Linked DNA regions of Homo sapiens: region 2 is linked to region 1. A link is a contact called in ENCODE Hi-C data. All regions are on one chromosome and are shown on one strand. Each heading gives the region's core, a stretch centred on a gene start or an enhancer-like site at or near the end of the contact. The rest is flanking DNA. Distances are from core to core; before and after follow the strand shown.

Evidence for each region. A loop is a pair of places that touch in the nucleus more often than their neighbours do. Pooled maps may share reads with other maps.
Region 2: a loop to region 1 is called in a map with no recorded cell type, with 10 times the contacts of the local background. The contact joins two enhancer-like sites. A Hi-C loop is called at or near these places in 2 of 37 single-sample maps with no recorded cell type and 5 of 50 pooled maps.

The regions. Positions count from the first base shown.
Region 1 is chr10:119,264,351-119,270,626 of GRCh38, reverse strand. The region is part of intron 1 of GRK5 (G protein-coupled receptor kinase 5); the gene reads right to left. Among named protein-coding and RNA genes, the nearest start is that of GRK5-IT1, 59 kb to the right of the region's middle. RefSeq lists enhancers at 1,298-1,547, 1,678-1,907. Within about 2 kb of position 1,631, at least 12 of the 41 ENCODE cell types and tissues checked have a DNase peak (open chromatin) inside an H3K27ac peak, as active enhancers do.
Region 2 is chr10:119,702,737-119,708,716 of GRCh38, reverse strand. No RefSeq gene overlaps it. Among named protein-coding and RNA genes, the nearest start is that of INPP5F, 20 kb to the left of the region's middle. RefSeq lists enhancers at 3,760-4,039, 4,670-4,719, 4,730-4,779. Within about 2 kb of position 4,621, at least 6 of the 41 ENCODE cell types and tissues checked have a DNase peak (open chromatin) inside an H3K27ac peak, as active enhancers do.

The DNA of each region.
Region 1 (6,276 bases), core at 382-2,881:
GCAGCTTATGGGCCTGTCATGGAGGTGAACAATTGTCCCCTGGTTTCTTAGGGGATTGGTTCTGGTGCCCCCCTCAGATGGCAAAGTCCATGGATGCTCAAGTCCCTGATATAAAATGGTGTAGTATTTGTATAAAGCCCATGCATATCCTCCTATACACTTTACATCATCTCTAGATTACTTCTAATACCTAATACAATGTAAGTGCTATGTGTATACAGTTGCTATAACGTATTGTTTAGGGAATAATGACAAGGAAAATGTTTGTACATGTTCAGTACAGACCCAAGCATCCTTTTATTTCTGAGTATTTTCAATCTGCGGTCAGTTGTATCCACAGATGTGAAAGTTGCAGATACAGAAGGCTGACTGGACATCAATGAAGGTACAATTACACATTTTGGTGACAAGTGGCAAAGAGATGAACAGAGGACTGTGATGAAGAATGGCAGGGCTGGCAGTGGGCTGCAAAGGAGCCCTGCTAGTTAGGATGCAAATAACAGGCCCCCAAGAAGGTAATATTTATGCCCAACCCTGAATGCCAATGAGCAGTGAAGGAATGTGGAGAGGAGAGCACGGGACTCTGGGCAGAGGGAACAGCAATAGGAAGGTACATTCAAGGTACTCCAAGGAGGCTGGAGGAGCAGACAAAGTGTGGGGGACTGGCACAAGGCCCCCTCCCTCCCAAAGGCCAACACCCCAGGCTTTGGAGCTGGCTGGCCCCCTCCAAGGTGGCTCTGAGAAAGAGGCTTGGAGAGCCAACTCAGCAACTTTTTTTTTTTTTTTTTTTTTTTAAGATGGAGTCTCACTCCATCTTGCAGGCTGGAGTGCAGTGGTGCGATCTCAGCTCACTGCAACCTCCGCCTTCTGGGTTCAAGCAATTCTCCTGCCTCAGCCTCCCAAGTAGCTGGGATTACAGGAGCACACCACCATGCCCGGCTAATTTTTTTGTATTTTTAGTAGAGACAGGGTTTTACCATGTTGGCCAGGCTGGTCTCAAACTCCTGACCTCAGGTGATCCACCCGCTTTGGCCTCCCAAAGTGCTAAGATTACAGGCGTGAACCACTGTGCCTGGCCATTATATCAGTCTTGACCCTAAACCTAACCCTGACTCCCCAGGATGAGAGCACGCAAAGCTCTCTGAACAGGGCCTACCCACGGAAGCCTCATAATGTGAGCCCATTACAGGGCTAACCACACGGGTGCTGCTACCCCAGGAACCCTCGGCTGCATGTTCAGGGACTATAGGACGTCCTCAGGAAACCCCTTCCATGGGTTTGGGGGCTCCCAACATCCACCTGTACCATTCTTGCTTCTCACGGGAAGTAGGCCACAACTATTGTCTATTGTTTGTTCTCCAGCAAGTCACCCTAACTGTCAGAGAAGAGGCTCGTGCTTCAACAAGCAGGGGGAACGCGTCAGGTCATCAAACTTCCTGTGAAAAGTCCCTCTTTGTTTAGAAAAGATGCTGGTTTGTTTCTATGTTTCTGTTAGAGAACAAACAGAAAGCTGCCTGGAAGAGTCTAGAATGAGGTAAGAGAGTTCCAGTCAGCCAGTGGCAGAGGCCCCCAAATCTACCCTGAGCAGAGAGCAGATGTCATCTGCCTGTGACAGGAAGCCCATGGGAAACAGATACCATCTCCCTCTGGGCCCCAAGGCCCATGGGGACTCCGCTGCAGGGTGAGGGCACCCCCTTTGTTATCTACTCACAAGTCACCCCAGAAGTGAGGACAGCTGGCTCCTGGGCCGTGGTGGATGATGGATGAATCCCACCTTGAGATCAAGGCCTGGAGACAGGGCCAGGGTAGCGTTTCTTAGGCACTAAAGAGGCAGCACCAGTCCAACCCTATTCATTACTAGCTCAGCCTTTCCTCAGTGTCCTGAGATGACGAGAATGATAGTGATGACATTGGGGACAGTGACGACAACTGCCATAACAACTACTGCAACAGCAAACACTTGGTCAGCATTTATCACCTGCCAAATCTCAACAACCCTATTATCGTACCCATTTTACAGATGAAAACACAGAGGCTCAGGGAAATTAAGCTGTCGGAGGTCACATCCTAATTGAATCTCAAAGGAGGTAAGGTTCAAATCCAGCCAGCCCAGCATTCTGGCATTTAACCACTAAATCACACCTCGTCTTGGGCAACAAAAGTAGCAAAAGGAAGGACTGGCGCAAACTGTGGCAGGTCCTCAGACATCAGGACCATCTGCTGAAACCAACGGGGCTGCCCAGGGGCAGAAGGAAGCTAAGCTGGGGCTTCTCCGGCAGTGAATTCTCTTTACACCGGAAAACACTGCATGCAAAAAAACAGAAAAACACTGCTTGGGCTTTGTTTTTAAAATAATCGAATTATGTGTACTCAATTTAACACAAAGCTTGTTCTAAAGTTGACTTTGTTCATTCCATTTTCCCATCTGCTGCTTTAGAAGTTGGTGATGGATAAACAACCAATACAGAAAATTTCTGCATCTAGGCGTGTGCATGGAGCTGTGGGTGAGGCCAGTGTCCACAACAGAGACAGTGAGTGCCAGCCGTCTCTACCTTGTTCCTTGCCATTTAGTGACACACCCTGCAAGTCCCAAACCCCAGTGGGCTCCAGAGAGGATGCTCACTGGGAATCAGCACAAACAAGGGAGACTCCGTCCTCCTCTTCCTCTTGTCCTCAGGAATTGTCTGCTTTTGTCCTTCTCCTCAGGGGACCCCATTTCCTATGAGGCAGCATGTAGGGTTTTGGACCTGGCTGGGCTGTGGGGGGTGGGGAGTGTGGAGGAGCTGGGGTGGAGAGGACCCATCTTCTGACATGGGAGCGCCTCCCTGTTCCATGTCATTGTTTGTGTGGCTGAGCCAGCATGAAACTCCCAACCAAAACCACAGCTTTGAAAACACGTGCAGAGGTCACCTAAGCTGCCTCCCGCCTTTCCTGGAGGACAGTTTGGGTCCACGAGCGGTGCTGGACCTCCTTGCTATAGAACCTAAGGCTGGTTCGGTGCTTTTATTGCCTATCTACCTGCCATGTCCTCAATCCCTAAAACAGGGCCCGTCCGCTGAGCCTCCAGCCCCTTGCCATCCTGTGGAGAGGGCTGCCCAACCCAGGGTGGGAATCCCTTGCCTGGCCACGGTGAGGAGTCTGCTGCCCAAGGCCCTGTTATGACCCCACAAGTATGACCCCAGCTCCCAGACGGGCAATCTGACAGCAGCAGGGGTCATCTAAAGCAGCGCCAGACAACAAAACACAGCTAGGCACGGTGGCTCACACCTGTAATCCCACACTTTGGGAGGCCAAGGTGGGAAGATCGCTTAAAGCAGGGAGTTTGAGACCAGCCTGGGCAACACAGGCAGACCCTGTCACTGCAAAAAGAATTTTTTTTTTTTGAGACAGAGTTTCGCTCTTGTTGCCCAGGCTGGAGTGCAATGGTGTGATCTCGGCTCGCTGCAACCTCCGCCTCGCAGGTTCAAGCAATTCTCCTTCCTCAGCATCCTGAGTAGCTGAGATTACAGGCGCCCGCCACCATGCCTGGCTAATTTTTGTATTTTTAGTAGAGATGGGGTTTCTCCATGTTGGTCAGGCTGGTTAGAACTCCCGACCTCAGGTGATCCGCGCACCTCGGCCTCCCAAAGTGCTGGGATTACAGGCATGAGTCACCGCTCCCAGCCCTACAAAAATAATTTTTTAATTAACTGGGCATGGTGGCACACGCCTGCAGTGCTAGCTACTCAGGAGGCTGAGGCAGAAGAATCACTTGAGCCCAGGAGTTCAAGGCTGCAGTGGGCTGTGATCACAGCACTGCACTCCAGCCTGGGCAACAGAGCAAGACCCTGTCTCCATAAAAAAAAAAAAAAAACTCTTCCCCCCCACCCACCCAACCCCAGCAAATGGCCAAATCCAAGCCTAGTGGGAAATCAGCAGAAGCAATAAGAAAAAGCAGTGAAAGCCTCCTTGACTCCATGAAGAATCCACCTTCCCCGCTTCCTCCTCCAGCCACAGGATTAGACAGCGGGTTCCCTTGGCCAGCCCCACCGGCTTCACTACTTAAACTTCCTCACCCTTGAAAACACCCAAGTTATGAAGGGAAGGAAAAGCCCATTGGAAGGTAGCTGGGTGTTTGGGAAGGGCTCTTCTTGATAACAACCAGCATCATTTCTTTTTTTTTTTGAGACGGAGTCTAGCTCTGTTGCCCAGGCTGGAGTGCAGCGGCGCCATCTCGGCTCACTGCTCACTGCAACCTCCACCTCCTGGGTTCAAGCGTTCTCCCGTCTCAGCCTCCCGAGTAGCTGGGATTACAAGCATGAGCACCATCATGCCTGGCTAATGCTTGTGTTTTTATAGATACTGGGTTTCACCATGTTGGCCAGGCTGGTCTCGAACTCCTGACCTCAGGTGATCTGCCCACCTCGGCCTCCCAAAGTGCTGCGATTACAGGTGTGAGCCTTCGCGCCCATCCAGCCAGCATCGTTCCTAAAATAGGTAAAGAAATCAGACTGCACAGTCCAGGCCTGCAGCTTCCTCCAGTAAACTCCCCAAGACAATGGGCACAACCTCAGGACAGCCTTCTGGGGGAGGCCACAGATGCCCTCTGTCTCCTGGTAGCCTTAGGTTCAGCTGAAGGGATGGGGGTCCTCAGAGAACCTCTCTGTTAGTGGGGCCCAAAGAGGGAACCGAGGCAGCTCAGTCCATGACAGCAGGACCCAACGCAGATCCCAGGGCCCGGACTTCAGCCCCAGGCAGGGACCCACTCCTGAGCAGCCATAGAGGTCTCCTGGCATTGAGTGCGGCTGAGAGGGCGTGTGGCCAGTGGTTCTGGACAAGAACCTGCAGGGCCCAGGGTTTCCCTGGAGGCTCCAAAATGCCTGGAAATATGCATACGCCCTTCCAGAGGAGGACTACTTGCTTTTAGTACAGTGGAGCCCAGGCACTCACTCCAATGGAGGTTGAGAACTCCGACTGTACTGATCAGCTCAGGCTGCCATAGACTGGGTGGCTGAAACAGCAGGAATTCATTGCCCGTGAGTCTAAAAGTTAGGAAGTCCAATATCTAGGTGCTGGCCCATTTGGTTCCTCAGTGCAGGCCACCTTCTTACTGCGTCCTCATGTGGTAGAGAGAGCGAGCTCTGGTCTCTCTTCTTCTTCTTCTAAAGGCACTAATCCCATCATGGAGGCCCCATCCTCATGACCTCATCTTAACCGACTCACCTCCCAGAGGCCCCACCTCACACTGGGGGTTAGGGCTTCAACAAATGAATTGTGTGGGCACAAAAACATTAGGCCCATAGCACCAACTTTAGGTCAACATCCTTGATCTGCCACTCACCTGCGGGGGGGCCTCAGCAAAGGCTTTCTCTACCCTGAGCCTCAGTTTCCCCATCTGTAAAAGAGGCTGGTAATACCTGACTCAGAAAGGAATTAACAAGATAAAAACTAACGAACAGAAAGCAAGGAGGACAGAGTCCAGCACCTGAGCAGGCCCCCAAAATTAAAGGCTGGTGGGGAGCACTTTGAGATAACAAACATGAACTTGATTCATGTGGGAAGGCTGCTGGGTTCCTGGCAATACAGGTTAAGATGAGGCAAGGCTGCTGCCTGTCCAAAGAGGCCGCTGTGAGCCCCAACCAGCTCAGCACGGAGTAACACAAAAGAATGAAAGCTGTCTCTGAGTCGGCCTTCCCAACAGGACACTGAGCTCCCAGGGACAGGTCTGTGCCTTGCTCTATGGACCTTAGTTTTCTGAACAAATGATTCTCATTGGTCAGATGACAGTGAGGCACGTCATGCCAAGGCTACTCAGGGCACCCTGGCCAGGAGGAAAAGGGAGTGGGCAGGGCATGTAGTGGGTAAGTGTGGTTTTAGTCCACCCAGGGTCCCTCCCACTGCTGAAGAATAGTCCTACCCCACTTACAATGCCAGGCTGCTGATCAGGGCCCTGCTACCCACACAGGACTCAGATCTCACGAAGCACAGAACGTGAACCCCTGTCCATGACGATCAATTTCAGATGTGTACACAAAACCCAAGCCCCGATGAGAATCATGCCTTGATGATGTTTGACATACAGCTGCTGGGAGAGGTGGTCTTTCTTGCTGAGGGATAGCTAACTTTAAGGACACACAGCCACTGGCCATCTTTATCGTCATGGGGAGAAGGATGAGCGGTAGTAGGAGAGAGAGGCCAACACTCAGAAAGCAGCAGAGCCAAGAGCTGTAGGAAGCAGGAGGCAGGAAACAGAGAAGGACAAACACCAGATGGTAGGACTTGAGCCCCACCCAGGAC
Region 2 (5,980 bases), core at 3,372-5,871, 440 kb before region 1:
TAACACAGGTTTGAGATCTCTTCTTTGGACCTGCAGCTACTGTTTGAAATTCAAAAGCACTTGTCAAGCACTGTGCCTATCCCTGCACTGCTCCCTGTATCAGCTCTCTAGGGCTGCCATCACCAGGTGCCACAAACTGGGTGGCTGAAAACAATGGAAATCTATTATCTCACAATTCTGGAGGCTAGAGGTCTGAAATCAAGGCATTGGCAGGGCCATGTGCTCTCTGAAGGCAGTGGGGAAGGATCCTTCCTTGCCTCTTCCCAGTTTCTGGTGGCTTCTGGCAACCCTTGGCATTCCTTGGCATGCGGCTGCATCACTCCAATGTCTGCCTCCACTGTCACGTGGCATTTTCCTCCTGTCTGTCTGTGTGTGTCTCTCTCGGCTCCATTCTTCTTTTTTTTTTTTTTTTTTTTTTTTTTCTAAGAGATGAGGTCTCGCTCTGTTGCCCAGGCTGGAGTACAGTGGTGTCATCACAGCTTACCACAGCCTCAACCTCCTGGACTCAAGAAATCTTCCCACCTCAGCCTCCCAAGTAGCTGGGACCAAAGGCATACGCCATCATGCCTAGCTTTTTTTTTTTTTTGTAAAGTAGGGTCTCCCTATGTTGCCCAGACTAGTCTCGAACTCCTGGGCTCAAGTGATCCTCTAGCCTTGGCCTCCCAATGTGCTGAGATTACAGGTGTGAGCTACCACACCCACCCAGTTCTCTTCTTATAAGGGCACCAGTCAAATTGGATGTTGGGCCAACCCACAGGCCCACCCCCCTAATCCAGTAGGACCTCATTTTAATGACTAATTACATCTGCCAAAAGCCCTGTCTCCAAATAAGGTCACATTGACAGATTCCTGGTGGACATGAATTTGGGGAGAACACTAACCCAGTAAACATGCCCAAGGGGGATTGTACTTTTTTTGAATGGCTTCTACTGCTCCCTTTAATATGCCAATTCCTATGTCACTGATATGTTTGGTTGTGTCCCCAATCTCATCTTGAATTGTAGCTCCCATCATTCCCGTGTGTTGTGAGAGGAACCCAGTGGGAGATAATTGAATCATGGGGGTGGTTTCCCCATACTATTCTCATGCTAGTGAATAAGTCTCATGAGATCTGATGGTTTTATAAGGGGTTTTCCCTTTTGCTTGGCTCTCATTCTTTCTTGCCTGCCACCATGTAAGATGTGCCTTTCACCTTTCACCTTTCACCATGATTGTGAGGCCCCCGCCCCCACCCAGCCACGAGGAACTGTGAGTCCATTAAACTTCTTTTTCTTTATACCCAGTCTCGGGTATGTCTTTATCAGCAGCGTGAAAATGGACTAATACAGTTACTCAGAAAGAAAAAGTCATATAGAGAGTAATAGAAGCCTGTCTAAATTAATCATATTGTTTCCTTCTATTTTTAAAGAGTACAGATCTATTTACTCTTAAGGAAAAGTAAAACATCAGCCATGAGGGAATGAAGTATAACAGCAACCAAAGTGTTAAATAGTGACTATTTGCAGCCTCTCCCTCTGCCCCCACTACCTGAGTATGTTTTATTGTTATTCACACTTCCTCTCCCCTTCCCTACTCTCAAGAAGGCTCCATCTCTGCAGCCATCCTGTATCTGATGACTTGCTCAAAGCTCTCAAAGCTGTATGGAGCAGATGGCCAAATCGATGGCTTTGTCATTCATCCTCCTTCCCGCCCCTCCCCCTACCCTTCACGCTGAACTCCAGAATGGGGAAGATCATATGGCCAGGACCCAGCTGTCTGAGACTGCTCAAGCTGCCATGACAAAGTGTGACAGAGTGGCAGGCTTAGCCAAGAAATTTACATCCTCACACTTTTGGAGGCTAGAAGTCGTATTAATCCATTCTCACACTGCTACAAGGACATACCCGAGACTGGATAATTTATAAAGGAAAGAAGTTTAATTGACTCACAGTTCTGCAGAGCTGGGGAGATTTCAGGAAAGTTGTAATCATGGCGGAAGGGAAAGCAAACATGTCCTTCTTCACATGGCAGCAGCAAGGAGAAGTGCAGAGTGAAGCAGGGAAAAGTCCCTTATAAAACTATTATATCTTGTGAGAACTCACTATCAGAAGAACAGCATGGAGGTAACCGCCCCCATGATTCAATTACCTCCCACTGGGCCCCTCCCACAACATGTGGGGATTATGGGAGCTACAGTTGAAGATGAGATTTGGGTGGGTACACAGTCCAAGATCAAGGTGTTGGTAGGGTTGATTTCTTCTGCAATCTTTCTCCTTCACTTACCATTGGCCTCTTCTTGCTGTGTCCTCACATGGTTATCTCCAGGTTTATGTGTTGTGTGTGTCCTAATCTTCTCTTCGTACAAGGACATCAGTCATATTGTATTAGGGCCCAACCTATTGACCTCCTTTTACCTCAGTCAGCTCTTTAAGAGCCCTGTCTTCAAACCCAGTCACAGTCTGAGGTACTTGGGGGTTTGGACTTCAACACGTAGATTTTAGGGAGGCACAATTCAGCCCATACCACCAGCCAAAGATCTTATCATCAGCTTACCTGCATCTCCCTCCTCCCCCCATCATTCCCTACCTTAGGGCCCATCCAAATTGCCCTACAAAATGTGGAGTCCCTTCTCTATGCACAATATGAAATATATGAAATAATATAGACATATAGAAACCAGATACTTGCAACAACCTATTCATGACTGATATACCCTTAAGGTTCTTGGACAAATGGGAGTACCTATTAAAAATGATTCTTTCAGGCCAGACACAGTGGCTCACACTTATAATCCCACCACTTTGGGAAGCCAAGGTGGGAGGATTGCTTGAGCTCAGGAGTTCGAGACCAGCCTGGGCAACAAAGCAAGACCTTGTATCTACTAAATTTAAAAAAAAAAAAAAAAAAATCAGCCAGGTGTAGTGGCAAATGCCTGTAGTACCAGCTACTCAGGAAGTTGAGGCTGGAGGGTCGCTTGAGATCAAGGCTACAGTAAGCTATGATCGTGCCACTGAGCTCCAGCCAGGGCGACAGAGCAAGACCCAGTCTCAGTCAATCAATCAATAAGATCCTTTCAGAGACATCTTGAAAATATTTTTTAACTGAGAAAGTGGAAAAAAAAAGTCAAGAAACTGACTTAGTTTCATTATTAGTCTAATCTAAAATAACAGGTTTGCTGTGTGCTAAAAATAATACTCAGACTCTCTGAATGAGTAAGCCCACTAAGAATAAACAGGGTTTTTTTAAATCATAAAAATGTCAATCATAATCAACACCTAATGTGGGAAAGTATCTTCCTCTTAAAAATATTAAGAAGGTGGCTGGGTGCAGTGGCTCACGCCTGTAGTCCCAGCACTTTGGGAGGCCAAGGTGGGTGGATCACAGGAGTTCGAGACCAGCCTGGCCAACATGGTGAAACCCTATCTCTACCAAAAACACAAAAATTAGCTGAGTGGGAGGCACCTTGTAATCCCAGCTGCTTGAGAGGCCGAGGCAGGAGAATCACTTGAGCCCAGGAGGCAGAGGTTGCAGTGAGCCAAGATTGCGCCATTGCACTCCAGCCTGGGCGACAGAGCAAGACTCCATCTCACAAAACAAAAACAAAAACAAAAAAAAATTAAGAAGGTGAGCAATGAGCAACAAAAACGTCTAAATTTTGCAGACAGAATAAGAGCCCAAAGGTTGTACACACTGAAAAACAAAACCGAATAGCTATTCATATTTTCCTTAAGGTTTGAGGACAAAGAAGCTCTAGAAGAAGGTTATACTGGAGCCAGAAAGGAAGCATACAAAAATATCCCTATCTATTTTTGTAAAGACAGGGTCTCACTCTGTTGCCCAGGCTGCTCTTGAACTCCGGGCCTCAAGTGATCCTTCTGCCTCAGCCTCCGAAAGTGCTGGAATTATAGACGTACCCCACCACCTGTGGCTGAGTTTCTCTTTCAACCGACAAATAGAACCTTTCTTGGAGTTAGAAAGTAGGAGATCAGGAGCTTCTCACTAATGATGGTGTAATTCAGCAATGGATCCCTTTTCGGGTCATCAGCTTAGTGTCAGTTCCTGGTTCTATCTGACTCATTGCAGTAGTGGGAGGTTTCGAAAACTTGAAGTCAGGAGGGTTTACATCAATTTCACATATTACAAACAACAACAACAACTCACAGCGCTAGGGAGGCATCCCATTCTACTCATCTTTACAACCTGACAAGAACAGGAATACATTCAACAGAAATATTCTTCTCTGCTACGAACAGATTGAAATAAATACCTGAGTTCCTGATAGAATGGAAAATAACAGCTTTCCATAGGTGCGGAATCACCAATGACATCAGAACAAAAATTATTGCTCGGTACCAAGGAGAAAATGTCTTGAGGACAAGATGTGAATAACAAGTTCAGAAGAAGGGAAGGTCAGTCAAAAAAAAAAAAAAAAAAAAAAAGCAGCCTCCTGGGCGACAGAGCAAGACTCAAAAAAAAAAAAAAAACGAAGATGAAGGATGATTATCATGCTACCTCTAAATTTCTACAGCAGGCTCCATAGAGCTCAAAATACTTTAAAGACGTATTTTTATTCTGAAGTAGCAGGAAGGAAATATCAGCAGCGTTTACAGATGTTGAAACTGAAGCATCACATCATTGGGGGATGCCCAGTTCTCCCTGCAGCATCTACTAGCTGTGCAGGATGGGGCCTACAGAGTGAGTTTCTGTCTTTCCTAGGAGCTTACCAACTCAGTCATCAGAAGGTTTCCCCAATCCAAATATATATTATTTTAATGTAAAAATAGAATATGTTGGCAGGGCGTGGTGGCTCACGTCTGTAATCCCAGCACTTTGGGAGGCCAGGGCAGGTGGATCACGAGGTCAGGAGATAGAGACCATCCTGGCTAACACAGTGAAACACCGTCTCTACTAAAAATATAAAAAATCAGCCAGGCATGGTGGCGGGCACCTGTAGTCCCAGCTACTGGGGAGGCTGAGGCAGGAGAATGGCGTGAACCCAACAGGCAGACCTTGCAGTGAGCCGAGATCGTGCCGCTGCACTCCAGCCTGGGCAGCAGTGCAAGACTCCGTCTCAAAAACAAAGAATATGTTAATAATTATATTAAAATTTCCATCAGAAACCTCAAGGCTATTGAGAACCAGGATTAATCTACTGATTACAATAAGAGAGGGGGCTGGGCACAGTGGCTCATGCCTGTAATTCCAGCACTTTGGGAGGCTAAGGTGGGAGGATTTCTTGAGCCCAGGAGTTTGAGACCAGCTTTGGCAACATAGTGAGACCCCATCTCTATAAAACATAAGTGAATTAATAAATAAAATAAGAGAGGGGACAAAGAGATGTGGTCATTTGGTCAGTGTATTGGTTTTCTAGGGCTGCTGTAACAAATGACCATAAAGTGGGTGGCAGTAAACAACAGAAGTGTATTTTCTCACAATTCTGGAGGCTAGAAATCCAAAATCAAGGTGTTGGCTGGGCCAGGCTCCCTCTGAAGGCGCCAAGGGAGAATCCTTCCTTGCCTTTTCCAGCTTCCGCAGGCTGCCTGCAATTCTTGGTGTTCCTTGGCTTGTAGATATATCACTCCAATTTCTGTCTCATTTGTCACACGGCACTCTCCCTGTGTGTCTGTATCAGTGTTCAAATTTTTCTCTTCTTATAAAGGTACCAGTCATTGAACTAGTGTTCCAGTAAAACCTCATCTTAACTTTTTTAGATCTACAAAGGATGTATGTCCAAATAAACTCACATTCATAGGTACCGGGGATTAGGACTTGAGCATATCTTTAAGGGGACATGATTCAGTCAGCAATAATCAGTTTGAAAACAAGATATTACTACCTAGTGGTAAATACACTCAAAACTACCAAAGGCCATGACTCTCCCCCCAAAAATGGAGATAGCATCATCTTTACTGTTGAAATAGCCCAGAATGTCTTTCTGAATAAGCTCTCTCTAGATGTTCTTCCCACCTCTAAGACTCATGATTATCTATGACTTAAAACT